2 separate regions of the Mus musculus genome follow, and region 2 is linked to region 1. The links are chromatin loops, found by intact Hi-C in ENCODE. Cell type or tissue: heart. All regions are shown on one strand. Links, peaks and the distances in the headings refer to the core of each region. The heading gives the core; the rest is flanking DNA. Region 1 holds the start of Metrnl (meteorin, glial cell differentiation regulator-like). Region 2 holds the start of Narf (nuclear prelamin A recognition factor).

Region 1 (15,179 bases), core at 3,355-8,354:
CTGATGTCCCGCACCAACAGTCTTAGTTCTCCAGTTTTTTCCAAATAAATATTGGCTCCAGAGGAGTCCCTGAAAGGCTTGATGCACACAGTCAAGTTCTGGGCAGGTGAGAAGGTGTTGGGCCGTAGGTTAACAATGAGCGCCCCAGTTGGGTACATCCACTCCACAGAGCCTGCGGAGCAGCGCAGGTACACCTGCTCCACCTCCTTGCTGCGTGCCTCTCGGGTGAGCCCACTGTAGGAGGAGGAAACAGGGTCAGCCAGGGTCTCAGAGCTGAGGTCCCACGTACATCACCCTAGGCACAGCCTCACGCATGAGCCACTCACACTCACCCGGAACATGCAAAGGCAACCCACCTCTCTCAGCTTCCAGTGGACTTGCTCCAAGAGGAAAGCTGAGCAAGACCCAAAGCTCTGATGGTACAGACCACGCTGGCTCCCTAGACCCTAGATACACCCCATGCTACAACCCAGGGCACCAGAGTCTTAGTAGCTTCCTTAGCCATGGAAATGGCACCAGGAAGCTACAGCCAAGAATGATCTGGGCATTCCAAGACATCTAGCAAAGCAGACCAGCAGGGCCACTGCACCACCAAAGGTTTCCAGACACTCAAAGAAATGGAAAACAAGGATAAAGCTTGTGTGTAGAGATGCCATGGGTGCCAAACCAGCTGGAGGAGTTAGCCACAGGAAATAAGAGATCTCAATTTTCCTTAAGGCAATGATCTGACCATTTGTCGTTCATTCTCAGACCTGAAGTTTATTTCACCAATCATATTTAAAAAAAAAAAAAAAAAAACGAGTACCATTAAAGCAGAATTCATTATGAGGGTAAAGGAAACATCCCTTGGGGAGGAGTCTAAAGAACAAAAGGACCTTTAGATGAGATTCCTAAAGTAATAAGTTTCCTAAAGTAATAATTTGATCTCATGCATGCTAAATGAAAGGATGCATGTAGTATGCTACACCCTTGTGAGGCAGTATTGTTTAAAAAAAAAAATCTGAAGCTCCTGAAAATGCAGAAGTTTCTCCTGCTCAAACTATAAAGCAAAAGTCAGCTTGTTGCTAAGGTTACATCATAACCACAGTGGTCTTGGAAAGAAAGCAGCGGCTTCAGCAAAGAGTTCTATTACAGGCGTTTGGTTCTGATCTGATCCCAGACAGGTTCACCCACATTCTTAGGATTTTTATGCAAAATAAAAAAGGCTCTATCCAGAACGTCGACTGAGTGAGTTACCAGCAAGCTTTTCTGCAGGCGAGAAAATGCATAACACATGGCACCTTTACTGTGAGTGACTCATGCTTCCGGCCCCCAAAACCTCATTTTGTATACAAGGGCTACAGTAGTCTAAGACTGTAAGTCACCCCACGACCACATCAGAGAGAAGCATTGTGGGTGAACCCCTCCTGACCTGCTTCCCACCCCCACAAGGCTCTGGGCCAGGAACAGCCAGCTAGCAGGCACTACCCAAGTCACACATGTAGAATAAACTTACAAATTACAGCCAATAAAACTCACACAAGTTCATTTGACACCTATGCAGGAATGGGCATAATTATAGCATTATATGAAAATTAGACTAAATGGGCACATGGCTAAAACCTAATGATTGTGTTTCTCTTTCTCCTGTCTCCAACATCAAGGGACAACTGACACTTACACTAGAACAGTCACAAACCTCAACTTACAAATATAAATTATATTTAATATAAAGCACCCAATATGAGGTTTTGCTTCCTGAGAATCAAGAGCATGGAGGCCTCACTACAGAGACTCTGGGGGCCTCAGAGCATGGAGCCTCAGTGCAGCAGAGGTGGATAAAGAGAAACACTATCCTCCACAGGATACTCAAGGGGACACAAGGCCAGCCCACAATGTCCAGACTCGGGGCTGCCATCCCAGCAGCCACCTGCACTATGCGGTGCCCACTACACCCACTTAATTGGAAAGAACAACATGAGGGCAGAGAGGGCCCACAGAATGAGATACCTGTCGGCCCACCTCTACTCTGGCTTCACTAGCTAAGGAAAGGATTAACCGTGCATCCCAGGACAAGCAAGAGTGTTTCCCTCACACTCTCCTAAAATATTCAGACCACTAAGAAAACAACTAGTAGCCGGATACAGGAGCTTTCACATCAAAGCTAGTGCATATGCACAGCCCATGGTTAGACAAGCAGGAACTAAAGTAAGGGGTCCCTCAGCCAGACAGACCTCTAACGAAGTCAGGGCAGGTTCCCACTGCAGTACCTACTACCCCAAATCTCCATCTTAAATGCCCAGCATCATATCATCTTAAATGACCACTGATCCACAGGACTTTACCGTCGTGGTGAGATACAGATGATACATCATGCTCCACAGCTATGATGAAGTTACAAATATAGACAAAACTGGTCCTGGTCTACATAAAACTGACAGGAATGATCTGATCATAAGGTAAACTGAATAAATGGCGTCCGCGCTTGTGTGTGTGTGTGTGTATGTGCGTGCATGTATGTGTACGTGTGTGTATGTGCGTGTGTGTGTGTGTGTGTGTGTGTGTGCGCGCGCGCATGTGAGTGTCTGTCCCAGGAGCAGCACAATGCCTTGCACATGCTGGACAAGCACTATATGACTAAGCCATTTCACCAGCCCAAAGCTTTCTTTTTTTTTTTTCCAATCAGCAAGGCTCACTACCCAGATGAACACAAATTTTAATGGCCTTGTAAGACAAATCATAAATTCCAGATTTGTGTGAGGACCCGAGGATGTGAGCAGGACTTGCTCAGGTACACTGCTAATACCCACAGACAAGCTACTAGAACAAGACAAGGGTCTCTACAAGGGTTTTGGATCCAAGAGAAACCAAAAGGTTCTGCTGCTAAGTCTTGCCTTTCATTTCCCACCTCACAAGACAGCCCAGGTGTGACTACGCCTGCCGACTTCCCACTGATCACAGTGAGAAAGTTCATGGTCCACCTTTATGGCACTGACTAATCAACACAAAATTTCCAACTTGATTCCTTGCAAACACCTAGCGTCTATATGAGTTAAGTGAAGTGGCCAGGGCTGTGGAGAGCAACTCCCTTCCTACCAGAGGCCAGAATCCAACATTTTGAGTCTTGCTTCACCCATTGATTTGTTCTAGACTGCTTGAAAAGAAAACACTCATAAACACTGTAGAGTAGCAAGCTTGCCAGCATGCTGGGCAGTAGTCAACTGACCTGTGAAGTGCATTTATAAGTGGGGACCATGCCTATAACAAAAGGGAATATTATGTGTTCTCCCAATCCTATCTACCTACCTACAACTACCAGACACCTTCAGCTGTCCTCTGCAGAGCTGTGCCCTGGGAAAGAAGCCCTCAAGGGAATCCCAGAATAGGAATGAGTTGGGGGAGAAGGGCCAGGTAGGCATAAGGATGACCAGCTACTGGACAGTTCCCACTGCTCACACACTTTTGGAGGCCTTGGCCTGGCTCTGGAGAAGGACAGCAAGGGGAGAGGGGGAATCCAAGGGGACAGGTAGCCAGCTCACACTGCCCAGACTTGAATTTGGGGGCTGCCACCCCAGCAGTCACATGCATCACGAGGTAGTCATCTGGTTCCACTTAAATGAGAATGGACCCACAGAAATAAGGTGTCTTTTAGTTTGTCTGTACTCAATCCCTCACTACCTTGGGGAAAGCCACCCCTCACCATAGATCCCCGGGCTCAGGGAAAGGTAGTCTTCCAGGCACATCGCCTTCTAAGAACCTGGAAGAAAAGCAAGTGTCTGGAAACCTCATTTAAAGGCAGGCGTTCCGTTTCTGGTTTTGGTCTGCCGGAACAGGGCACACCAAGATCTGAGGTTAGAGTACACTAACTCAGCAGTGCTGGTTGTGAGCAGAGAATTAATTACCACGGGGAAAGGGCCGCCCGGTAAGAGCTTAGCATCACAGGCTCATGGCCAGCTCTATGATGGCGCCAGCATTCCCGAGGCCAGTCCTCCCTCAGATCCAATCTGCTCTTGTCTGCCCCAAGCCCTCTAACTCCCTGCTCTTGCCAGGCAGAAGGGATTTCTGCGGGAGAGAAAGCTCCAACTCCCTTAAAGACCGGTACTGCAGAGCTCAAGAAGCTGCTCTCAATCTTTCAGTCCAAGCACTCCAGCAGGAGTCTTGATGAGGGTTGATTTTGGTCTCTGTGGTTTTCTCAGAAAGTCAGGCACTGTAAGTGTACAAGATAATCATTGATGCCCTGCTTACGCAGATCCGGGCACTGCCCAACATCCACCTTTCTCAGAAAACCCTCTTGACCAAAATCACCCACCGCACGCATTGCCCCATGAGCCCCCTTCACTGGAGTCTGTGCTTCAGACGAGATCGTGTACCTCCCCAGGCCTGCGCAAGCGCCCTGCCCCTGGGATGAGCTACATCAGACCCCCACCGCCGTCCCAGCCCACGTTTTCAGGAGACCCGCATCAGCGCAGCGCGCTATGCAAACCGCTGAATTGGCAACTTGCAGCTGTAAAAAACTGGCTCTGCAAAGAGAGGGGGCCGGCCGCTGTGCCTGGCGCGTTCTCAGTGTCCAAAGTAGCTACGACTCCTCAGGCACCCCGCCCGCGCACACTTGTGACTTGTGCTTCTTTCCATACGTCACACTTCAGTTAAAACAACAGCAAAAAGTCCTCCGCTGTCACTGCTGATGGGGACGAGAGAGAAGTGTCACAGGAACCCTGTGCCCTGCTGCCAAGGGCGGCTTGACCTTCACCAAGCGGGCTCAGGGCTCTACCCTACTGCATTTGGCCGCAGACAGGTGTCGACCCCATCTCTTTGCCCCAAAGATACGGTCTGCAGCCGATACGGGTCTCGTTTGGACCCCACGCTCTCCACGCCACAGCTGTCCCTCTAGATGAGCACAATCCCAACCCTTTCCCAAGAATCAGAAATCCCAACCGTTGGGAGGACCAAACATGCAGCCTATGGAGCCCAGGAAACCCACTAGGGCAGTATTACGCGCGCGGAGAGTGGGCGTCTTCCGAGCTGGGACCCAGATGCCACCAACTCTTTTGTTCTGAAACCAGAGCTAGGGCGGGGGTCACCGGACTTGGCCAGCATAGCTGTCCCTACCCCGCAAGCTCTGCCACTCGCTGCCGAGGGCTCCGGTCCAGGTCCAGGGAGTCCACGCTGGAATCACCCGCAAGACTCACCTCCCCTTCCAGCTGCACAGGTCGCTGGAGTACTGAGCGCTCGCGCCGCCCAGCAGCAGTAGTAGCAGCAACAGCAGCGGTGGCGGCGGGGGCGGACCCGGCCCAGGGCCCGGGGACCGAGGCCACTGCTGCCCCGCGCGCCTCCGGGCCGCCCACACCGCACCCCGCATGCTCCGGCCGGGTCTGCGTCCGGTGCGTGCCTGCACCCACAGAATAGGCTCTTGAGGCAGAGCGATGGGAGGCGTGGGTCCGCGTGCGAACTGATCACGTCGCGCGTCTATAGCCCATCCCGGCTCGCCCCTAGCCGCCCACCACAGGAGCCGCCCAAGCTGCAACTAGAGAAGCGCGCCGGCTGCCCCTAGAACCTCTGAGCTGGCAAGTTCCCGGACCGTGGTCTGGCTCAGCTGGGGGGCGGAACCGTGAAGCCACCCCGCCCTCGGCCGAGCTCCGCCCCCGCCTGGCCTTCGGCCCGGGCCAGCAGTTCCGCCCCGTGCGCCAGCTCACAGATCTGTGTCCTGCCAGCTCTAGCCTGGAACGCCCTGGTGTCACGCCGCAGATACTCAGTGGGCAGCATCTCGCCGCACAGGACAAGGGAAAGTGCAGCTCGGAGTGGGACAAACGACTTTGCAAAGAACGGGAACAAGGTCAGGGAGGAGGGCTGGGGCTGGGACGAAGAAGCTGTAGGGATGGGGATGGAAGAGTTTGGGCCTGGGGGAACTGCACTATTATGCACGAAGTGAAGAAATCTGAGCTCCTTCCAGCAGCTAGACACCATCTTTTAGACAGCCTGAGTGGCCTCCAGTGCACAAGGACTATTGTGATGCTCACAACTCAAGAGCGGTGGCTTCTTGGGGTTCCTGGCACCCTCTCTTTCTGTTCCCCAGCTCAAAATTTGCCTTGGGAGGGAGGAGAGAGAGAGAGAGAGAGAGAATATCAGAGAGAGACTGAGACTCTGCCATTAGTAAGCACTGGCAGCTTCTACGAGGTTATTCGAGACTCTGGAACATCCATCCCATAGAAAGGCCTCAGGTGTGCAATCAGTCCCCAGGCCACACTTTCAAGTGTCCTGTGGTCTCTTGTTTAATATTCACTTTGTCATCTTGAAGCTGAGGTTTTAGGCTGGATGCTTCTTTACAGTGAAACCTACCTTGGGCAGTGTGGAGCTTTATCGTCATTTCATCTTGGGACCCATTCTATACTTCAATAGTATCTCCCATCCCGAGTTTGACAGATCCAATTGTCTCCAAATATCCTTCCAACAGAAACAAAAAAATAACCATCTGAGAGCCCAGTCTGGCCATGAAGGGGCGTCGCATGGAGATCATGGTGATCCTAACATCTAGTGGGGGAGCTACACAGGAGCAGGGCAGAAATAGGGAGGTGGAGGGACACATTCTCTGGCCTGGAGCTTGATTTAAAAAACAAACAAACAAACAAACAAAACAGGGAGAAGGTGATGAGGCAATCTTTCTTCACTTCAAAGCCCCAAACAGTATCAAATGATGGACGAAACTGGCCTGGATAGGTCAGGAGGAAACAAGGGATTCCAGAGTACCCTCTATGCATGAGGAAAGGCCTAGAAATGCAGTTTATTTATTAGGTGGCAACCATACTGAGAGTAAGAGGGACAAATTTATGTCTTCAAGAGGAAGAGCCAGCACCACCTGTGGCTTTGAGGCCACTAAACAGCTGAGGAAAGGAGAAGGTCTGGGGATCTGGAAAAGACATCTGAAGTTTAAGAATCAGTGTAAAACAGTCGTACAGCTGAGCAGGTCTTTCTACTCAACTAAAACCCAGAACTGGAACCCTGCCTCGAATATAAAGTGATGTCACCTTGAAATTCAAGGCCCTGTTTGATGCTCCAGGGACATACCTGTGCATTGAGAGCTTGAAGGTCTACTCCACCAACGCCAAGGCCCTTAGAGTATACACCTTGTCCCTATCACTGCAGGGTTCCAGTGCACAGACATTATATGAGCCAGGTGATAACCCCAAGCAGGTGAGGAAAGGAACCTGCCAATTGCACACTGTAAACTCTGGCTACTTTCTATATAGTAATCCCTTTTACTAGGGACTCTGTAGAGATGAATACACAATTTGCATGTAGCCAATCATGTCTCATCCATCTTGGAAGGCCTATATGGCTCATCACAGTTCAGATCGTAGCATGAAAGCAAGTAGGAGTGCTATCCGGTGCAGATGTTAAGAGCTAATGACCTACAGTCACTAACAGAGGGCTCAGGTTGACTAAAGCTGGTTCTGTCCCAGGGAATGGTAGAGGCTCATGTGCATTTGTCAAAAAAACAATGGAACACAAGATTGAACTGGAATCTATACTTTGCCCTTTAGTTTATGACATACAAATACTAGCTCATTATTACTGCACATATATTAAGACAAGATGCTAATGACAGTGGGAGGAAGGAGTAGATATCGGAGATGTCTCTATTTTCTTTTCAGTTTTTGTAAACCTTTAAAAATCCAATAAAAAAATTTACAACAAGGTAAGGGTGAATATTTGTCTGTCAGGGTTCTTGCAAGAATCCCATATGACATCGAGGAGGTTGTCTCTGCCTTCCAGGACCCAGATCCTCCTGTAGGATCACTGAAGCAGTTATCTCCTTGTTCTCATCCCCCTGATCCATTACCTAGCGTAGGTTGGGGACAGGGCAGCAGACCTGGTTTTCAGAGCTGTCGCTGGGTTAACTACATTCTGCTGGCTTGTGAAGTTTTGTGCTGTAGAGATCCTCATAGACTCCTGATACCTGTGCTGACCCCTGTCCTGCAACATCTGCAGAAAAGATATCCCCCAACAGGCAGGACTCCTGGGGGCAGGAGAATGATGTAGGCCAAGGCTGTTAGGTTGCCTACGAACCACTGTCCAGTACTCTTAGATCCTAGTAGGTTAACCATGGACTCATGGGGGCCTGGACAGTCTCTCAGAGGTTTCCCAGAGGCCCTTTGGGAAGTTCTGTAAGGAAAGAGTCTGATATGTGTTGTTCCATGATAAGTGGGAAGGGGCCACTTCTCAGGTAACATTTTATAGGCTAAACCCAAGAAGGGCTCCAGCATCTCCCTCCTGACCTACAGTGGGGAGGATTGGCCCCTCCGTGGTCCTTGCATCACTGGTACAGAGTTTGATACAAATATCTGTGATAAATTCCAAGTACAGCCCCAGGGTGGAGCATGTGTAGCTAGTCAGATGTGAGGCTGAGAAGGCATATGGCCTCACAGATCTGAGGACCAGGATAACAAGTACAAGATCAGCTATGTATGTCTGGCCCCAGAGATTTTCTGCCACACAGTGTGAGCTACTACATTTCATGGGACGCAGCAATAGAAAGAAGATGCTGGGGGCAGACTCTGTGGAGCTATTCATCTCTCAATCCTTTTAAACTTTAAAATGTAAATAGGTCCTTGTGAGTGATAGGCTATGTAGCATAGATACTAATACCATATTCTGGTTTCCACAATCTATGGTGTTAGGGCCCAGTTTTAAACCTCAGTTACTTCCAAAGTAGGATGGCTTTAACTCCCAGAGTGAGACAGGGTTCCCAGTGTCAACATGTACCTCATTCTTCGATGGGAGCTGGTAATTGGAGACTCTCAGAGACAAGATTCAGCTCTCTCCTTTAATGGAAGGCACATTAGTGGGAATTCTGTTTCCCCATAGTAATGGGACTTTGTGCCACAGACACAACTTAACAAACTGCCAGTAGTGATAGCTTTTGCCAAATCTTGAGATTTCCAGTGTTTATCAATGATGATTCTGTTGCACAAAATGACTATCATTAAAGAATCATCTGAGAAAAAAATCTGCCTTCTTTCAGCATGTGAAGGTTTTGAAGGTAGCGGCCATGCCCTGCTTTGGCCCTTGGTGCTAATCTGAGAACACTGCCCTACTCAACCCCAACCCCCAAGTCATCTGTCACCCCAGTATCCTCCTCTGAGTTACTCTGTTGACCTTCTGGCAAGGACATAATTATAATAATTGTGGTCAAATGATGCACAGAGAGCCAACGCTTGTAATTTAACATTTAGCAACTGCACTGAGTAACCTGTAATTACGACATGAAACAGCCTAGAGGCCTCAACTCAGCAACCTTCACCTAGCTCCCCCTAACCTAATTTGCTAGCAGGTTTGCTGTCTATGAGTCAGAGAAAAGTGGGAGAAAGGGAGTCTTGGCTGGCTCGACCTTCCTCAGGTCCAGAGAGCAAGGGGCTCAAGGTCCACAGCCACAGATTCAAGTTCAGGCATACTGGCCAATGTATAACCTAAAGTGTGTAAACACAGGGCACCTAAGTGTGGGCAGCAGTGTGGTGCCTGGACGATCACAGCCTAAGGGGCAGAAAGATGTAGTTACCCCACCAGTGGGCACTTGACTCTTGAGGAAGCTCTCAAGGGAGAAGGGGTGGCCATAGGAGGGGTTCAGCTACATCAGAATTCATACATGAGAATGACAGCTGACGTATAAGCAGATCTTAGTTGTTAAGTCATGTGACCACGGAGGCCCAGGCAAAGAAACCTATGATAGAATACCAAGCCATCAGCACGCACCTTTAATCCAGGTACTTGGAAGGCAGAGGCAGGTGGATCTCTGAGTTCAAGGCCAGCCTGGTCCACAGAATGAGTTCCAGGACAGCCAGGGCTACACAGAGAAACTCTGTGTCATACAAAACAAAAAAATCAACCCATACATCTAGCCTATCATTGTTTCTGGCCTGGAAATACTGACCTATATCAAAAGCTGCCTATGAAATTAGGGGACAGATAGTTCTGCCTGGGTCAGGAGAAGATGTCGAGGAGCTGAGGACCAGGGTGAGAACTGAGGGCCAAGAGATATTTATGTGCTCCTGGTACTGTAGTAGCTGAGAGAGAAAAGGTTTGAAAAATAAACTCAGAGAACAGGATGGAATGTAGTGAGGTCACTATATGACCGTGGCCATAATCTAGGGTGTGGCTGAGTGTCCCACCAGTCAGAAGGTCTAGCCTTCTGATTCACATGACAAAAATGACTAGAGGGAATGCTTCCTGTTGCTTAAGGAAAGAGCAGTGTCTCCACCCAACCACTGCCTAAGGTTCTCTGTGTGCCTGAAACATCAGAAAATTGTAGTGAAGTCTGTCCACTTTCCCCAGGAAGTGTACACATACACATCGCCCAAATTATGTAGTAGTCACAGAGGTTATGACCTTTCAGCCCTAAGCACTACAACAGGAGCTCCGTCTACAAGGATGGTGGGCCATAGACACAAAGCTTTACACAGACACCAGCCCTCAGGATGTTGGGGTTTACCCTAGGGTATCTTTGATGTCTCTAGACACTGAGCCGCTGAAGACCATCTGTCTGTTCCTCACCAAGCCTAGTCCCACTGAACAGCTGAGGAAGCCACAGGGCAGTAGTGCCCTCTTGAGAGTTCACAACTGGCATGGGAGCTGACACCTGGCACCTGGATGACGGCTGTCCTAGACAGATATTACCCTACAAGGAACCTGGTAGGGAATCTGCATCTAAGGCTGTCTGAACATATGTGGGCACAGCCCAAACTCAGTCAAAAGGGAGAAGCTGTCTATATGTAGACAAGGGGGACAGTCGACAGTGTAATGGCCACTCAATAATTTCCCAGTTGACCTGGATTTGGTGTCTCTCCTCCTGTCCATAGCTAAGGTCCTCATTGAGAGACTGAGGGCTGGCCATCCCCAACAGACAATGGCTACGTGCACCTCGGTGACTCAGCCCAGCTATCACAGGTGGCTGTATATTCTCATCAATAAGGATTTGTTGCTGGGACATGGATCTACCCATATCATCAACCCATTTAGTCCTGTCTTTAGAGAAGAGATAGGCTCTTGAATGTGCAGCTGGAGGCTGCCCAATGGGGGTAGAGTGGTGGCCTGGGGGCTAAAAGTCAGACCTTCAGCCCTGGATCCATGAGAGCCATAAAAGTGCTAATTCAAGGTAGGGCCCCATGCTGAGCACATCTGAGACAAGTAAATAAGAAAGCAAGATCCAGGAATCCTCCTGTCCTGAGGGTTCCACAGGACAGAAGGTTCCACCCTGAGACAAGAGATGGAGCTTAGAGGATGTTAGTTGGGTCAGATCTTTTGTCTTCAGTTACCTGTGTGTACTACCTTGTTCCTGAGGCCACTGGAGTGGCTTCCCAGGAAAGGAGCATCCAAAGGCCCAATATAGCTCGGCAAGGTCAATACCCTTCACCCCAGCCCACCTTACAGTGTCCAACAGGGCTGGGAATAACTGGATGGAGACCTCAGAAATGAGGATGGGGTGATGTAGTTGCTATGAGAAAGAGGGGGTGACAGGACATAAGGGTGACAGGATGATGCTGGCCCTTACATATCTTCTGTGCCTTCTGTATCCTGCCAATAGTAGAAAACCCATACCTAAGGAACCCCCATGGGTTTCTGACTACAAGAGTGGTTGATGGGGGTCCTTCCAAAATTGCAAAATTGTGAGTGAGAAGCCTGCTCCTTCCTCAGCATTGACCCACTAAGGGATATAGGGAACTTTGAGCCAACACAGCAGGCTAGAGAGCCTTTGCTGCAGCAAGGTCTCAGGCTACAGGCAAGTTGAAGCTTCAGCACTATCTCTCCCTTACTCTCCCTGTCTTTGGGGCAGGGATACTGGGCCCTACATAAATTTTTAGAAGTGAGAAAGCTCAGAGGAACTCTCTTTTAGGCAATGATAGTGGACTGAGCATCTGGCTGTCAATTCAGCCTCGAGAAAGACAACTGGGCCCTAGATGCTATGGACCCTGGACTCCCTCCCACCATGTTCCTATCCTCCAGTCCTTTCACACTTCACCGGATTGGTTTCTCCATAGGTGTTTTACCTTTTCCACCCTGTTGGGGGAGCTAGACAATATCCACAGAGGCCCCTAGGTCCATAGCAATTCCCTACCCCAGCTCTGCTCGCAACTAGTCTTTGAACCATTTGGAACAGCCAGTGTTAGCGGGTATACTGTAACTATTACAGCTCAACTGGGAAAGGTATCCTGGCAGTCAGGAGTCACACTGCACAACAAACCTCACACAAGGGATTTACTGGGAGGGAAAACCCCAGGAGGGTGTCTGCCTTTGTTCAGGCAAGAAGCAACAGAGAACTGAACAGAAGTCATGGTTTATATAACATGTTTTGGGGTGAGGGGGGATGGGGACACTTTCCAGGGTGGTCTGGGATTGGAGAGATTATGTGGCCTGATCCTGGGGCGAGATCAGGGATTGGTGGGATTTTTTTTTCTGTAGGGTGGGGCCTGGCCACTCTTCCATCTTGGGGGAGGTGGTGGAGTAGTTTAGGGAAGTCTCAGGTAGGGGCAGGGCCTAGCAGCCAGAGATGGCTAGGGGTGGAGCCTAGAGGCCTGAAGAGTCCAGGAGTGGGGCTTAAATTGGGGGCCTCTGCATGACAAGGAATGCTGTCCCTGTTGGTGTGAAGAGCCAACATATACTCCTGTAGAGCTGACAGGAGAAGGTGGTCCACACACACACCCGTTACCAAGAGTGTCAGTTCTGAGAGGGTGGGCATTATGAAGAGGCCTAGCTTAGTTGAGGGGAAATTCCAGGCAGCCTGTCTCTGGGAGGGAAGCGCAGGTTGTATAGAGGGGAAACACAATGAAACCACATTAGTAGGAAGAATAAAACCACACATCTTTATATATAGTGTGGAACTGTTACAGCTCTGAGAGGAAGGTGTTCTGGCAGTCAAGAGCCAGGAATGGCCATTAGAGTGTTCTGTGGGCAGAGCCTGGTGGCTGAAGGTCCTCAGGTGTAAGGCCTGCCTACTTGCATGCTTTGAGAGGCCAGGCCCAGCTGTATAGGGGTGGGGGATGGCCTAGGTGGCTGCTTGTTGGAGGTTCTTGGGGTCCAGGTTGGCCATTTGCTGTGCCTTACATTCCCCCACTTTTTTGTTCACTATTGATTATTTACTGATTGTTTAATCAGGGGTCAGGAAAGGGGGTGGATGACACTATCATTACACTACTTCCTGGTGAATGGAGGTGTTGAAGTCCTTGGAGCAAGCTTGATCATCACTCTCAGGGTATAACTGAGAGTTGCAGGCCTTTGACCAGTAATCCCATAGAAGCAACTGACTAAAAGTCTGGTTAGAAATCTTTTGGATCTGTTGTTAAAGAAATCTAAACAAGAAGTTTATGAGGTACGGTGTGACTAGCAGAATTAGGAAAAGAAGGAGAAGGAGGTTAAGAAGGGTAGTACCGATTCCATACTGGATGGCCAATGATCCACTGGCCAGAAGCAATAAGTAGATCCTTCTGATTTTAGAGATCTGTCTGGGGTTGTCAGATCTTGCTTTTTACTATAACTGATTGGTTGACATATAAGCAACATTCCTCCCTGAGAAAGAAGCAAAGCATTCTCTGCTGTTAGTAAGTCTAATCCTCCCCGATTTTGTAGTACCACAGTGGCCAGCTAGTCCGATGGCCCTGGAGTGGTAAGGATGGTCTGTACCACTTGTTGGAGATCTTGGATGAAATAAGAGGAAAACTGATAGTAGAAGTTAGTCCTGCTGCTCCAGCAGTACATATATAGTTATATTGTCTATCTCTTATGTTTTCCAAGTGGTTTGTATAGAACAGGAATTTTCTTCTTAAAGCCATATAATAACCTCCTTGTCCCCACAGAGCAGGTTGAATCCCCGATCACATTGTAGATCTGCTTTAGCTAATGAATCTACCTGTTGATAGATTTGGGTATGCTTGTTTCTAAAAGGTACCTTTCCTGGTATGCCAATAGGCACTGTAGGTAGTTATTTTGTCTCTAACATTCCAGCCTTTTGCAGAGGATAAGGGGCAACATACTCTCCTCTGTAACTGAAGATTAGAATCTAATGAAATTGGAATGTCGTCGTCAGCACCTAGAAATGCGGCAGTGCTAGTCAAAGGTCGGGAGGGGATTTAAGCCAATGGACAAGGCCACAAACAGTGGTCATGAGTTTGACTCAGGAGGAACAGACAACCGACATTCAAAGTAACCAGGCAGAGTATTATTTAGTAACTGATGTGTGGAGGTTAAAATCTGAAAAAAAGAGAGAGAGAGAGAGATGGAGTGACCATGGGGACTGAGAGATGGGATTAGTACAGTCCATGCTTCCTCCAGATCACTGCATGTGACAGGAGAATATGCAAGGTATATTTGGAATCTGTATAAAGGTTTAGGGATTGTCCCTTTGCTAATTGAAATGGCTAAAGAGCCATTAGTTCAGCTTGTTGGTTTGTGGTTTAGGTTGGAAGAGCCTGTGCCTCAGCCACCTTGGTGTCTAAAACAATGGCATACCTTGCCTTTCAGACTCTCGTGTACAAAGGAGCTGCCATCTGTGTTCCAAGTGTAAGCGTCCTGAATATGTGTGAGATGAGATAGTATTTCTTCTAGGGTCTCAACGTAAGAGTGAGATTGGGAATATTCTGAATTAATCGGGGAAGGAGATTTGAAATGTCGAGAGAGGTGGGCATGGCTGAAAGGTAAGTATAATGCTTACTTCCCAGTGCTAACTGAAGAGAGGGGACTCAAGAAGGGGGTAGTGTTTGGTGACCCTGGTATGTCAGAAGGTGGGACAGGTGGTAAAGGTTAACTTCTTGATTCACATATAAGAAGTTTGTTATGGCCAGAGCACGTAGGCAAGGTGTTTATCCTTGGATAATATGGTCCAGTTTGGGGGTTGTTGTTTTGTTTTGTTTTGTTAAATATGTTATGGGCATAAAGGAAGGTGATCTAGGATGCTGAGGTCATATCCCTTCTTTTCTGTGACATGGAGAGAGAAGGGGCAAGTCGAAAAGATGTCTAGGGCCTGAAGGAGGACCTGTTGAAGCTTACAAAAGGGTTTGGTAATGGGTGTAAGGAGGGGGTTGTGTGAGGGGTCTTGGGATGCTTCGTGTAGGAGGTGAGCAAGAAGAGCATAGGACACCAAACATCCCTAGGTGTAGGAAGCCAACTCGAAGATGGCGCCGGTGTGCTGGTGTAGTAAACAACATCACTGCGCAGGC
Region 2 (15,179 bases), core at 6,721-11,720, 470 kb after region 1:
CTGTGCTCTATCTTTCATTTTATATTAAGACAAGATCTTACTATGCTCCTGTGTCCTTGAAAGTTGAACTTGAAAAATGAAAAGGGCCCTTCATGAGCTGAAAGTATCCATCGGTGCTATTATAAAGAGGTGATTTACTCACCAAGACTTTTGAGGAAGCCACACAGCCTTCTAGATGCATCAGTGACACTGAGGTTGAATTTAGCAGCAAAATAAGGTAGAGACTGAGGACACACAGACACAACCAGAACTCTGTGCTTTGAGGTATCACATCTCTAGAGGAAGAGATAATAATGTCACATGTTTAATAGAAAATAGCAAATAGTTTTTTAGGTTTTTTTGTTTGTTTGTTTGGTTGGTTGGTTTTGTTTTTTGGTGTTAGGGTTTCTCTGTGTAGCCCTGGCTGCACTGGAACTCGTTCTATAGAGTAGGCTGGGCTCAGACTCAGAAGTGCACCTGCAGTGCTGGGATTAAAGGCATGCTTCACCATAGCTCAGCAAAACATAAAAAATTTAAATTGCATTTTAAGAGAGAGACAGACAGACAGACAAGAAAAATATGTAGGTTTCCGGGACAGCCAGGGCTACAAAGAGAAGAGAAACTAGGCTTGAACACACACACACACAAAGCATAGGATTTTGGTGTGGCAGTGATTGTTGCCTCTTATCACCCCAGAGACTGAAGTCAGGAGAATTAGCACCAATCTCCTCCATGCCTAGGCTTCCAGTGTTGGCTCTAGTGTTGGAGTCTGTGAGGCTCCAAGGTGGGGCTCATTATCTGCAGGTGAATTGCAGGGTGACAGGGAAAGCTAAATTTCCAACAAGATCCAATTTAGAAGTCATTTATAAGCTTTTAGGTCCTAGCCAGCACCAATTACCACTGTTGTTACTCTGTACCCTTTTAAAAGTTCTAGCCAATATAATCCAAACACAAGAGGTACAAAGCTCCCAGCATGCTGCATCTGCCTATAATCCTAGCACTATACAGGCTGAGAAAGGAGAACAGAAGGATTGAAACCAGCCTCAGATACACAGACAATGTCACACAACACACAAAGGTAATGGTACAAAATAGATTTTTTTTAGTTTTATAAAACTAAGATTCTTTGACAAACCAGTCAAATACTAAATTTATAAAATGCCACATACTGCCAGATGGTGGTGGCGCACGCCTTTAATCCCAGCACTCAGGAGGCAGAGGCAGGCAGATCTCTTGAGTTCAAGGCCAGCCTGATCCGCACAGAGTGAGTTCCAGGATAGCCAGGGCTACACAAAGAAATCTTGTCTGGAAAAAACAAAATAAAATAAAATAAAATAAAATAAAATAAAATAAAATAAAATAAAATAAAATAAAATAAAATACCACGTACAAAATAGACATGTTAACCAACAGAATTCTAATACACCTACAAAAATCAACATCGTAGAAGGTAACAATAAAATGTAGTGTTTCACAAAACATCAGTAAACCCTATCACATCAAGAAGTTGCAGATACAAAGAATCAAGGAGCAATGACACACATTGATGGGGCCAGATCCTCAGGCACACCGTTGTCAAGAACCCTGTATGTATTTATCTACTCATTTATGTTCGTATATACATACATACACACACACATACATGATTAGTACATATGCATATATATACATGATGGATAGTTTTATGTCAATTTGACACAAGCTAGAGTTGTCTGAAAGGAGGGAACGTCAATTCAGAACATGTTTCCATAAGATGCCTATTGTGGATCGTGTCCTCCCCATGCTGGTGATCCTGGGTTCTGTAAGAAAGCAGGCTGTACAAGCCATGATGAACTAGCCAGTGGCAGCACTCCCCCATGGTCCCTGCACCGCTCCTGCCTCCAGGTTCCTACCCTGTTTCAGTTCCTAACCTGACTTCCCCTTCAGTGATACACTAATATGTGGGTGGACATGTAAGCCAAGTAAATCCTTTCCTGCCCAATTTGCTTTTGATCATAAACTGGTCATAAACACTGGTATTGTGTTTCATCACAATAATACTAGGACTCTATCACCCACCCACCCACCCATCCATCCATCCATTCATCCCTCCATACTAGACAGATGTTCTACTGTTGTAGTTGCCCAAGGTGGTCTTGAACTCGCTTTGTAGCCTAGGCAAAATGTGAGCTTGCATGCCTCCTGCCCTAGTTTCCCAGTAGCTGGAATTACAGGCCTGCCCCATCAGTCCCAGCTGACACCATACCTTATTAAGATTCAGGACATGAAGGAAGTCCTTGGCACTCTGCTGAGAAAGCTGGACACCTTCCTCCACAGTCACACAGCTGTCACATGCCAGGCAGTCACTCAGAAATATTTTTGCATCAGCCAATTTATGGAACTCTCCCTTCTGTGAAAGAAAATGGTGTTAGCATTGTTTCTTTTCTTTTTTCGGTCTTCTGTAACAGGATTTCAAGACCTGGTTGGCCCCGAACTCCCAGAGATCCATCTGCCTTTGCCTGCCGAGTGCTGGGATTAAAGGTACTGCCCGGCTGGTAGCATTGCTTCTTTAGGGATGGTAACTGCATAAGCACAATAAAGAAAATAATTGACATTCAACATGGAGACAAAGTCATGGCTGAGGTGTCAGGAGCTACTGGGCAATGATTTCGGTTCCGAGCAACTCAGGGAGGTGAGGCACATGTCATGGCCAAGGCCGCTGCAGGCTCCAAGGAGCCATGCAGATTCAGTCAAGGGTGAACTAGCCCAGCACTGTCATGTGGGAAGATGATACTCTGTGCCCGTTGCAAAGTGGCCTGATGGCCATCTCCTCCTCCTCTTCTTTCACCCTCCCTCTCCAGTGCCCATGAGGCAGCTCCTGGCTCCCCTGCCTAGCTCCTCCAGCTCCACACCAAGGAGCAGACTTTCCATACAGTCGGGACTGACTTGAGGCTTGCACCTGTGAGTAACACAGACTCAGGCCTCAGAGCCCAACTCTGAACTGTTCTTACTCATCACTGCCCCACCCACACAGTTAAAACGGGGACTGAACACCTGGATGCTAGGACACTAGGACCCTGGTCCCTTTAACCCCATTCTGAACCCCCACTCCCATTCCATTGCCTGAAGCCCCTGACAGCACTCTCAGAGCGGGGCTCACAGCACAGCTTTTGCCTGCTCTTCCTTGCCCTATCCTGCCCCTCGGGGCTCACATTCAGTCATATGGGCTCTGACTATTCTGAGTCCTGCCAGAAAATATTCCGAATGAGCTCTCACCCATCTACTGGCCCCATCAGAGCTGGCATCCTGAAAATTATTTTCAGATCCCATTACCACACAGTGTAAACTTGCTTGTCCCCCTTAATGACCTAACAGGGGTTAGCACCTCATGTTTCTTATGCTCCCTAGCATCTCTGAGAGCCTAGAAGGTGCTTAGGTGCTAGAGATTAGGTGAGTGTCATAGCTCTCCTAGCAAGTGCAAGGCTCAAGTTCAAATCAGGTATTAGTAAAAAATGAAACATATTAAAAACAGTAAGTGTCCAGTTAGTGTTGGTAAATTAACATGGGAAGATGCTAAAGTAAGCAAGAGTCATTTCAGTCAATTACAGAAGCTCTAGGGAGGAGTCTATGCAGTTTTTTTTTTTTCATAGTTTGTTGATATTTTTTAGATAGGATCTTGCCCTGTAGACCTGATCTGGCATTCACTATGTAGCACAGAAGGGCCTTGAACTTACAACAGTTTCATCTTAGAACTCTGAGTGATGGGATTACAGGTGTGTGTCAATATGCTTGTTTTCGTTTCTAGTATATGTGTGTGTGTGTGTGTGTGTGTGTGTGTATGTGTGTGTGTGTGTGTGTGTGAGAGACTTTAAAATAATGTTCTCAGCTAAGCACCATGACACATGCCTTTACTCCCACCACTCCAGAGACAGAAGCAAGTGGATCTCTTGAGTTTAAGACCAGCCTAGTCTACATAGTAAGTTCTAGGCCAAGCAGAACTACATAGTGAGATCCTGTCTCCAAAATAAGTAAACAAACAAATAAACAACATTTGGGGTCCAGGTTAGTTTCCTAGCCACCCCCTCACCTTCCTTCCTTGTTCTTGTAAACTGCTAGACTCTACGGAGGCCTTCTTCTTTTGATATAGTCCTTACCACTTCCAAAGCAGCTTTCCAGTTCCTGTTACCAGGGTCCCCAGGTCAGCCCAGCATCTCGCTATGCCTTGGGCTGTCTAGCTAGGCACTGGAAGCTGATGCTGTCTTCTAAGTGACTTCCATCCATTCTCCTCCTGCTCCCTGGCTTCTATATGGCGCTTGTGTAACCTATCCTAAAGCATACATCTGAGGGGATGGGGGAGGCCACATATACACAGATTTAAAAAAAAAAAAAAAAAAGATACTAGGCTTAATGACACAAGCCTTTATCTCAGGACTTCTGAAGCGATCATTGAACTCAAGGCCAGCAGGGTCTACATAGCAAGTGTGACCATCTCAAAAAGTAAAATAGGGGGCTGGAGAGATGGCTCAGTGGTTAAGAGCGCCGAATGCTCTTCCAAAGGTCCCAAGTTCAAATCCCAGCAACCACATGGTGGCTCACAACCATCCGTAACGAAATCTGATGCCCTCTTCTGGAGTATCTGAGGACAGCTACAGTGTACTTACATATAATAAATAAATAAATAAATCTTTTTTTAAAAAAAGTAAAATAGATAAATAGGAGCTGGAGATAGCTCAGCAGTATAGAGAACCCAGGTTAGATACCCAGCATCCATACAGTGGTTAACAACCATCTATAACTCCAATTCCAGGAGATCAAACATCCTCTTCTGATCTCAGCGGGCACCAGGCATTTATGTAGTGCAGACATCTATCCGATGGTCCATCCTACCTTCAATTCTTACCTTCAGGGCCCAGTCTACCAACTTTTACCCAGCATCCCTTAGCCTTTTAAAAATTATGCCCACACTAAACTGCCAAGATGTTGGTTAGACTGTGTTCAAACTTATCTCATCCTTACCAGAACCCTGGGATGGAAGAAACTCAACGCCTCACAACACTGATAAGAAATAGGGCCTCAAAAGGGTTGTTTTATTTTTGGAGATGGAACTTTACTGTGCAGTCTAGGCAGGCCTCCCCTTCTAAGGTATGCCCTAATATGTCAATGGGATTTTATATGACAGGGTAGGCATTAGGGTACAGGTCTGGTGTCTAAAGCATTGGCCCAAACTGATCCAGGACTCCAGGGACCATTGCCTCTTGGTGCACTGCTGCTCCCCAGAGGCCTGCTTCACAAAGGACAGCACTGGACACACAGGAGGGCCAGAACTATGCCCATCAGATTAAACAGTACATCAGAAGTACTAGGTCGAAGGAAAAAAATTCCTGCCACCTACTTCCCCAATGTCATTAATTCTACACTTACATAAAAAAGTTTTATATTACATTGACTGATTGCTTTCTTGTTTGATGTTATGTGTGTGTGTGCAATATGTTGGTGTAAAGGTAGAAAGACGACTTGTAAAAACTGGTCTTTTCCTGTCACCTGTGTTCATAAGTCTCCAGATGTCATATATGGGTTCTGGGGATCAAACTGACATCCTGAGACTCGGTGGCAAGTGTCTTTACCGGCTGAGCTATCTAGTAAGCTCTAAAATCAATTTGTTTGTTTGAAATGATTGAGCTCAGAATTTCAGGCTAGCTAGCTAAGCTCTCTATCAGTTGACTAATCCTTAGCCCTCCCTCAGTTTTTGTGTTGAGATAAGGTCTCATTATACAGCCTAGGTTGACCTTGAGCTGGACCTCCAAAGGTGTACCAGCATTCCTGACTAGTCCTAATATTTTCTAAGACAACTGTGACTGTAACCTTCTCTGTGAATCCATAGTGTGGCATGACACATGCAGTAGCCTCTTCAGAGCATGAAGTGAGACAGGTATGAAGCTCAGCTCCAAATGTGATACAATATGTGATACAATGTGATACAGTATGTACAAACAAGCATCACAACTAGCTGAAACAAGAACTGAACTAAACAAGCAGCTTAGTTAACTTAAACAGCAAGCTTAAAGAATCATGGAACTTGACCCTCAAGTCTGCATGCATTACAGAATGTGAGTTCCTTCCATTTTATAGAATAAGGTTTCAACACTGTACCACAATATTCCTATTTCTCAAGCAGTTCCTGGCCTGGTATGTTTGAGAAGACTCAAGACTGTCCTATACATGGCTCTTCCCACTTTTACTTCAGTCTTTCTTAGAGCAGTGAAGTGCAAGGTAGTATAAGACTGGACAGAAGAAACAACAGTAGCCACTCCACTCACACTCACGTTAGGCTGACACAAACCCGATCCACTCACGCTCACGTTAGGCTGACACAAACCCGAAGCATCTACTTGCCTCTTCACTCTCCTTGGCTGGGCTGGCCCCATCGCTTGGCTGGGCCCCATCACTGGACACATTCTCCTGGTCATCAGTTTTTGATTTTTTACTACATTCCTTTAAAAAAAAAAAAAAGGATGGGGGATGTTAGAAAGGAAAATTATTTTTCTTTTCTCTATTTTTATTTATCTATTTTTTTCCTTTTTAGATCAAGTCTTTCTACATAGTCCTGGCTGTCCTGGAACTCACCATGTAGACCAGGCTGACCTCAAATTCACAGAAAGTCTGCCTCTGCCTCCTGAGTGCTCAGATTAAGATGTGTGCTACCATATTTTTTTTTAATGAGATAGGGTCTTGATAAATTGCACTGTCTAACTTTGAGCTCCTGCCTCAGTCTCTCAAGCACTGGGATCATTGGTGTGTACCACCGAGCTCAGTCAAGAATAATTTAGTGTGATGCCAAAAACCAAAACATATCCTGAGCAGTCGATCTTACTTCTAAGAAACCCTTTCTACAAAATAAAATCATCCATACTTATAGAAGGGTACACATAAACACTCACACCCTCCATTTGTATTGTTTGTAGTAGTAATGAAGAACAGGAAGTGATCTAACGGTAATATATATAAGAACATTTAGATGTGGCTATTACACAAGATTACAGGCGATTCTCTGAAAAAAAAAAAAAACAACGTATGGAGTATTTGGATATGATACAATTCCTGTAAAAAAACAAAAAACCAAACGAGATTCCTGCACATGCATCACGTGTGAAGGCAAGTGAGGCAGCTGTCAGTCACTTCAGCCACCTAGTGGAGCAGGACAGGAGGGCCTGCCTGCCCTTTATTCCTTCTCCACTTCGTTGTATTGAAGTTTGTTGTTGTTTAAGTAGAAGAGCCGCTCAAAGCATCATTTCTAATTACTTTATTAATCGTTCACTTCCACAACAGGGTGCCGGGACTGAGATCAATCCCCGGCCCCAGAACAGTAGCTTCCACGGACAGTCCCGGCGGTGCACTCGCCTGCAGTGGACAACAGCCAGCTCGCCGCCCAGTCCTCTGCAGACAGGTGATGGCTGTCAGAGGCCGACATAACAGAGCAAGGTGCACCCGGCTGAGCCCGACCCTCACCACCGATTCCAGCCTTGGCTTTCGCCCCTAGCCCCGCCGGACGACGCACCCACCTTTCGTGTGCAGTGCTCACACTTCATCTGGAGTGGGACTGGCAGGAGGCCGACGCGCCTAAGCTGTGAGGAGTAAGGAAGACTGGAACACCGCCGCCTGCCGCCCGCTAGCGACCTGCGACCCTTTGTTGTCTTCTTGCACGGAGGCCCCGCCCCAAGGACTGTAGTAGACCAATGAGAGAGCCTAAGCAAGATGAGCCACACCCCTGAGCCAATGAAAAGAGTGCAAGGATGGTATGGCACGCTCACCCCGCCTCCGCCGCTTAAGCCAATGAGAGTGTGAGGAAGTGGCAGGTCCCTCCCAGGAGCCAATCAGAGAACGGGGGTGGAGCTTGTCCCTCGACTAGTAGTTGCCCGGCCGGGACATATCCTCCTGTCAGTTTTTGCCTGGTTAAGGACTAATGGGGAAAGTTGGCAAAGGCGGGCGTATGAGGCAGGAAGAGTGCGCTGACCGAGCGGACGAGGCCGAATCGCGGCGACCTCAGAGCGCCTTGCTCAGTGGCCGCGGCCTGGCCCGCTCAATCAAGTTAGCGTCGTAAGTTCTGCTCTACTGCGTCTCCTGGAGGGCGGAGCCGGCGCCGCCCTCTACCGCCGCCATGACCAGCCAGCGAAGCCTCACGTAGGCCGGTGCGGCACAAGTGCACATGCGCAGCAGGCTTGCTTTGCTTTATGGGCAATGCTGCTGAGTCTGGCGTGTAGATTCAAAGTAGGCTGACCTTGAATCTTGGCGAGTTAGCGCATGCCTTTAGTCCCAGAACCCAGGAGACAGAGCAAGGCAGATCTCTGAGTTCCAGGACGGCCAGTACTACACATGTACCTGTCTACAAACAAAATGACAGGTAGGATGAGCAGGCCTATTGGCAATTACCCAACACTCAGGAGGCTGAGGCAGGAAAATGATAAAATTAAAGCCAACACTGCCCTATACTGCTACACAGTGAGACCTGTCTCCAAGGCAGATTAAATGCATTATTCTTTTGTTGTGTTCCAATCCCCTGGGAAAGACCAAAGACAGACTCAATTCAAATTTAAATTAAATAAGTGCATTCTTACTCCTACCTGAAGGACAGCGGCTTTAGAGCCAAACAGCATGCTGGAAGAAGGCTAAAGGAAAGCTTTATAAAGTAGATATCATAGCTGCACACCACCTACAGAATAGGGCAAGTTACATAATATACAAAAGATGTACCTTATCTATGGAATCCACAGCTGGGCAAGAGAATCGTCCTGTGTAATAATGTACATATAACTCCCCTGGGACAGCTAAAGAAACTTACTATAGTACCAGGCATCCCTTAAAGGCCACTGACCTTTGACCTGGAATGTCAATAATAGAATGAGATTATAGGATAATGGTTTACCGAGGGAAGTGTCTCTAATAACTGAGAGCAGCCTGTTTCTGGACCAGCAGTAACAGTGCCCCCAAGTTACAGCTGGCTGTCACATCCCCAGCCCTAAATTCTCTGAATTAGCTTGTTAAATGGAGTTTGTTTTTCAGTGCCTTCTAAAAGCTGAGTTTAAACATATCATTAGAAATATAAGGGGGCTAGGGAGATGATGGCTAAGAGCACTGCCTTTCTTTCAGAGGATCAAAGTTGGTTCTTAGCACCTGTGACTGACTGGCTAGAAACTTCCCGGGCTCCAACTCGAGGGATCTAGCGCCTCTTCTGGCCACCGGAGGCAACAGACACACAGTGCATTTGCTCACATGCTGCCAAAACGCTCATAAAACAAAAAGAAATATGAATTTAGGGCCCAGTGAAACGGTTTAGTAGGTAAAGCAAGGTAAACCCCTGCAAGGTGTCCTCTCCTCCACTTGCTACTATGGATGTGCGCACACACAACATAAAGAAATAAAAATGTTAACATCATTGTGAGTTTACCTTACTTTCAGTTCACTAAAATTATTCTCAGTGATGTCGGGAGTACGGGCAGTCGCCCGAGGAGCTCCAGGTCCTATCACCAGAACCAAAACCTGTTCTGTCTCACAGCTATCTTCTGGTTCTCTTCCTCTCTCCTGTTTCATGCAATTTTCCCATGTACATGGAAAAAATATATATGTATATGTGTATGTGTGTGCATTTGTGTATATACTTGCACACATACAGATGTTGGTTCTCTCCTACCATCCTGGTTCCAAGGATCAAACTCAGAACCAACTCTAGGAGCTCAGCCATTTTGCTGATCCTCTTGATTACTAACTGCAAGGTTAGGCAAGACTAGAGAAGGGAAGACAGGAATCATAAGACTGTCTAGTTGTCTAGTTGGGGAGTTTCTTTTGTTTCTACATTCTTTGAGCTACACTCATATGAACTGTCAACACATTCTTTTTGTTCTGCACGCTTATATAGCTAAAACTGTTTTTATTCTCAAAATTCTGGTAGAAATAACTTGATATCAAGTACCCTTCACTACTGCGGAGAGCTGTGTAAAGATTACTCTTACACTTAAGAGTCTACAAATGTTCAATGACATATTATATCTGATTTGGTTATCCTGCTGGAAGCCAGTCAGACACTATGACCCACACCTTAATGCTTAGAAGCAGTAACCAAACATTAACGTCCACACCCAACTTGTGGAGTTTTATTAAGATGGAGTCTCTTGAGGCTGGAGGAATGGCTTAGCAGTTTAGAGCATTTGCCATTGCGGAGGACCTGGGTTGATTCCTGATTCTGTGTATTGGTTCCCAACATTTCCATTAACTCCTGTCTCCAGGGTATGTGACACCCTGCTTGGTTTTTGTTGTTCTTTTGGTTTTGGGGGATTTGTTTTGTTTTGGTTTGGTTTGGTTTTGAGACAGGGTTTCTGTGTGTAACCTGGCTGTCCTGGAACTCACTCTGTAGACCAGCCTGGCCTTGAAATCTGGGATCCACCTGACTCTGCCTCCCAGGTGCTGGGATTAAAGGCGTGCACCATGACTGGCTGGCAGCGACGCACTCTTTTGACCTCTGTGAGCACCAGACATACATGTGGTACACATACTACACACAGGAAAAACATTTACACACACAAAATAAAATCAAAGGCCAGCTATGGTTTTGCACTTCTTTTATCCAAGCGCTTTGGAGACAGGCGGATCCCCACGAGGTTAAGGCTTGCCTGGTTCACACAGCGAGTTCCGGACAACCCAGAACTAAAGTGAGGCCCTATCTAAAAAATAAACAAGTAAATCAAAATAGATCAAATATGTATTCTATATTGAGCCACATACACAGCCTGCAAGATGTTTTCTTAGGTCATACTGAACTCTTCAGGCATGTACTTCTTATTTATTATTTTTTCAGGGTTGTGTGACAGAACTTCCTGATTTGTCATTATGTCACAACATACACATGATCCTCATCCCAAAGAGGGAGCCCATGACAGACCACAGTATGGATCCCACCAGAATCTAACCTGGGGAAACAATGAGTTCTACTGGGTTATTTGCAGGAATATGGGTGAGGGGTTATGAGAGTCAAAGTGATTCAAAGTGCATCACAAAAGCCAACCACAGCTTGGGTGACAGCTCACAAATCTGGGACCCTGGAGCACATGCCACAGCTTACAGGTAGCTCAAGAGGTTGGAGAGTGTCTCTTTTCTAAGTGTCCCAGTTGGTCTAACCCTCTTCCAGGCAGCTGGTCTGGTCTGAGAGTTTTCTTAGCAGCTGATCTTCCTTCTGTCTGAGAGAGACTTTCAGCTTTTGTTGCTTATATGTACTTTCCTGATAAAATATTTATATTGGGGGCTGGGGAGATGGCTCAGCAGTTTAGAGCACTGGCTGTTCTTCCAGAGGACATGGGTTCAATTCCAAGCCCTCACATGGCAGCTCAAAACTGTACTCCAGTTGCAGCAATTCTGACAGCTTCACACAGAATGCATGCAGGCAAATGCCAATGAATATATAATAAATTTTAAGATGTTTATATTGCCCTGTGTTGCCATTATAGCTCTGCAAGTGGATAATTATAAACAAGTTTTGCATAACCAACACCAGTTTCTGAGAGGTACAGAAATTGTTCAGTTTCATTAAGCATAGGTGTTGGAAAAACAAACTACCTACACTGAACCAATAGAGCTTGCTTTCAATCTGCCTTCTAGACTCTCAGCTACACTCAAAGCAACGGGGTTTGCTTAGTCTCAGGCAAATGCTCTATCGCTTAGCTCAATGATTTTAGCTTACTACATAGGTACTGGGTTACATCTCCGAGAGGAAAGGCTTTCTCAATGAGAGCAGTGCAGCTGTATGCTGAGGGGGAAAGCTTTCCCCAATAGTTGCACAGCTCTGAGGGAAACCACCAATGTTGTTAAACTGTCGTTACAGTGGAAGTGTTACAGCTCTGAAAGGAGATCATTCTAGCAGTAGGGAGCCAAGGACTACCACAAAGTAACCCGACACAACAAACCTCATCAAGAGATTTGCTGTGACAGAACAAAGAGAGTGGTTGCCTATGCTTGGATGAGAAGTAGATTGGAGTTGAGCAGGAGACAGGCTTATATAGGGCTTCTTCGGGGAGGAGTTTTGCCAGGAGCCTGCCCAGGCAGTTTTTCTACAGGGCAGTCCAGCCATGGAGGAGATAAGGTGAGTGAGTGCGGAGGTGGCCAGGCAGTCTTGCCCCTGTGACTGACTGGTAATCAGGTGCTTCTTTATTTTACAGGTTTCACAGAACAAAAGACAATTTCACAAAACAATGATTATTCAGGAAGTATCGATTATATTTGATTTTTCACTTTATGTCCAGAGTTACAAGTTCAGTCACAATCAGAAAATACAAATAGAACAGATTTTATTTTTATCATCAGCCCTATAACTCCAATTTAAAGAACCTAAAGAATGTCTCCTCCAAAGCAAACACATTTATTACATGACAGCCTGCTTTTTGGCTGGCAATGTTTGCAGTTTTAAAGCACTCCAGACAAACAAAATATCTGAACTGGTCTTTTTATTAATAACAAATACTAATACCTAACTTCTTTTATTACTTCATCACCTATGCTATAAAGTAGGAAAAATTTATTTTAGTCAACCTATGTTACTTACTGAGTTAGTTCTATTCCTCCAAGGGTGTATCCTGTACAACCCCCTATCTTTAAACTTCATTTTCAGAAAGCTCTAAGCATACTGTAAAGGGAGGCCTTGAATGTAACCTATTCTCCTGGCCAGTCAGAGTTTGTCAGTTGTCTCGGTTTACCCTGCACCAATTACACTGTTTGAGTTAGCTCAGGGGGTGATACACCAAGAAGTTTCCTGCAGTAATGGTCTTATCTAATTATGTGTTTATCTGTGTTTTAATGGTCTCCAGAGCATAAGGAAGGCTTACGCATACAGCCAGATAAGGTTAATTTTAGAATTTTCCTAAGAGAGACTGGAATATAATTTTTCTCAGGAAAAGACACAAAGTGAATCATAATGCAGAAAGTCCCCAAGGATGCAGCACACAGAGACCAAGCCTCAAAGGTGACAGAATGGCAGTGATCACAGCATTCAGCTCAGCTCAGCTCAGCAGGAACTGTGTCAAGCAGCTGTGCTGGCTTTGTGACTGTCACTGTTTCCAGTCGATGTGGCTGTGCCAGAGCTTTCCAGGGTGGAGATTTCCAGGGTGGGGATTGGTGAGGTTTCAGTTCAAGCCCAGGGATTGGTGGGATTTCTAGTTTAGGGATTAGTGGTTTTCATGCTCAGGAATTGGTGGGGTTTGATAGAGTTTTCAAACCCAGAAGTCGGCTTGGATCTTTTGGCCTACAGGTACAGGCAGAGGTGTCACCTACAACAAACCTATTAGGGGAAATAAATTATTGCTAGACTGTGTGATCTCCAAAGTTAAGTGTTTTTTAAAAATTAACTAAAAGCAGCTAGATATAGTGACACACACCTTTAATCCCAGCACCTAAGAGGCAGAGGCAGGAGGACTCTGAGTTGGAGGCCTGCCTGGTCTACATAGTGAGTTCTAGTGTAACAGGGCCCCAGGCCTTAGCACAACTGACTCACGATGGAGGTACCATTCAAGCTGTAATCTCGGCACACAGCACAGTCATGGCTAACATTATGTTCATGGCTAACGCTAATGTTATGTTTACAGTTTAAAATCTCTGGGCTTTTTGAGAACTGCAAAGCAAAATTAGACTTCCAAATGTTAAGGGCTGTTAAAGGTTACTTTTTAAATTTCTGTTTCTGCTTCGGTAAATAAAGCTTGTTTTGCATAAGAGGACCTTCTGCTTGTACTAGCACAGAATGTAACTTGTGGTTTTTGCCTTTATAAACCCCTGACTGAGGTGACTGGGGACTGCATTCAGGAATTCCGAGTCCTGGGTGTAGACCTGGTGCCAGTCTATAAATAAAAGCCTCTTCTTAAACTGGGCAGTTCCCAGCACTCAAGAGACAGAGGCAGGTAGATCTCTGTGTATTTGAAGCTAGCCTGGTCTACAGAGTGAGTTCCAGGACAGCCAGGTTTTGAAAAAAAAAAAAAAAAAAAGGAGAGGGAGAGATAAAGAGAAAGAGAAAAAAAGAAAAAAAAAGAGAATAAATCCAGCTTTAAACTGAGTATAGCAGCGTGTGCTTTTAATTCTAGCACTCGCAAGACAGATTGGGCCAGATCCCAGAGTTCCAGGCCAACCAGAAATACATGCACACACTCACACACGCACATCATACAGACAAGCAAAAACAACAAAAAACAGGGATCGAGAGTTGGCTCAATAGTAAAGAGTACTAGCTACTTTCCCAGAGGTCCTGAGGTTCAATTCCCAGCAACCACATGGTGGCTCACAACCATTTGCAATGGGATCTGATGCCCTCTTCTGGTGTGTCTGAAGACAGCTACAGTGTATTCCTATACATAAAATAAATAAGTAAATATTAGAGAGAGACTGCCTCATCCAGTTTTCTCAGTATATACTGTAACTATAAATTGACAAAACTTCAAGGGTCATGCTGTGTACTTTTATAAAGTCATTATAAAATTAGGAATCCCATAACAAGTAGATCTAAAGAGAACGGTAAAGTAATGGAAATCTCTGCTCCAGCATGCCGTCCTAGCACCCACAGATCATCGTAGGTATGTTGGAGGCAAACTACAAAATAGGAACATGTGATCCAGGTTTTACGTCACTAGTTATTGTGTGTTAGGTCTGAAAGAAACCGGGGACAAATGGCTAACTGAGGTGCCTATTGACCATCAAAGTAGATGATGGCCATGCTCTCAGCAAGTACCTGTTACAGAGTCCTGACTCCTCAGCTCTTGCCCACTACCCTAGACCTCTCTAACCCTGCCCAAGCCCCTGCCTTCCCTTCCCTTCCCTCCCCTCAACTCCCCTCCCCTTCCCTTCCCTTCCCTCCAACTTCTCTTTGCCTATAAAACCCAGACATCGTGACTACGTGCTGACATCTGACATCGTGACTACGTGCTGTCTGCCCTCTTGGTCTTTTGTCTCCATCTCGCCTCTCTTCATCTCTTACTCTGCCCCTCTCTCTTTCCTCTCATGGCTCTATTCTGCTGGACATGTTCAACCAGACGCTTCCATATGTGCTTTCCCTCACATTTACAATAAGAAACTCGTCAACAATACCTAGGAGTGGCCATGTCCCCACTTTCATTTATTGTGCATCTTTTGTTAGATTGACCTCGGGTAGTCAGATCATGTTTGCTATACCTTAGGCATCTGGTGAATATGACCTCTTATCA

Evidence for each region. Hi-C counts contacts between places; a loop is a spot of excess contacts. Peaks named below come from ENCODE experiments on the same cell type or tissue, not always from the same donor. Only the 100,000 strongest peaks of a DNase experiment are listed, where the experiment ranks them.
Region 2: it touches region 1 in a loop (2.5-fold over the local background); 1 of 42 quality-filtered maps calls a loop at or near these places.

The regions. Positions count from the first base shown.
Region 1 is chr11:121,692,785-121,707,963 of GRCm38, reverse strand. Metrnl (meteorin, glial cell differentiation regulator-like) reads right to left here and starts at 5,537. Exons shown (of 4, transcript NM_144797.3): 1 at 5,169-5,537; 2 at 1-234. The coding sequence starts at 5,338. In heart, for the core only: no CTCF peak of the experiment used is centred there; DNase peaks (open chromatin) are centred at 4,603 and 5,643; H3K4me3 peaks cover 2,347 bases; H3K27ac peaks cover 1,622 bases; H3K27me3 peaks cover 761 bases.
Region 2 is chr11:121,229,690-121,244,868 of GRCm38, reverse strand. Narf (nuclear prelamin A recognition factor) reads right to left here and starts at 7,633. Exons shown (of 11, transcript NM_026272.3): 1 at 7,518-7,633; 2 at 6,352-6,450; 3 at 2,225-2,368; 4 at 143-275. The coding sequence starts at 7,544. In heart, for the core only: CTCF peaks have their summits at 7,151 (motif pointing left), 7,620, 8,143 (motif pointing left) and 9,189; DNase peaks (open chromatin) are centred at 7,748 and 8,088; H3K4me3 peaks cover 2,257 bases; H3K27ac peaks cover 2,882 bases.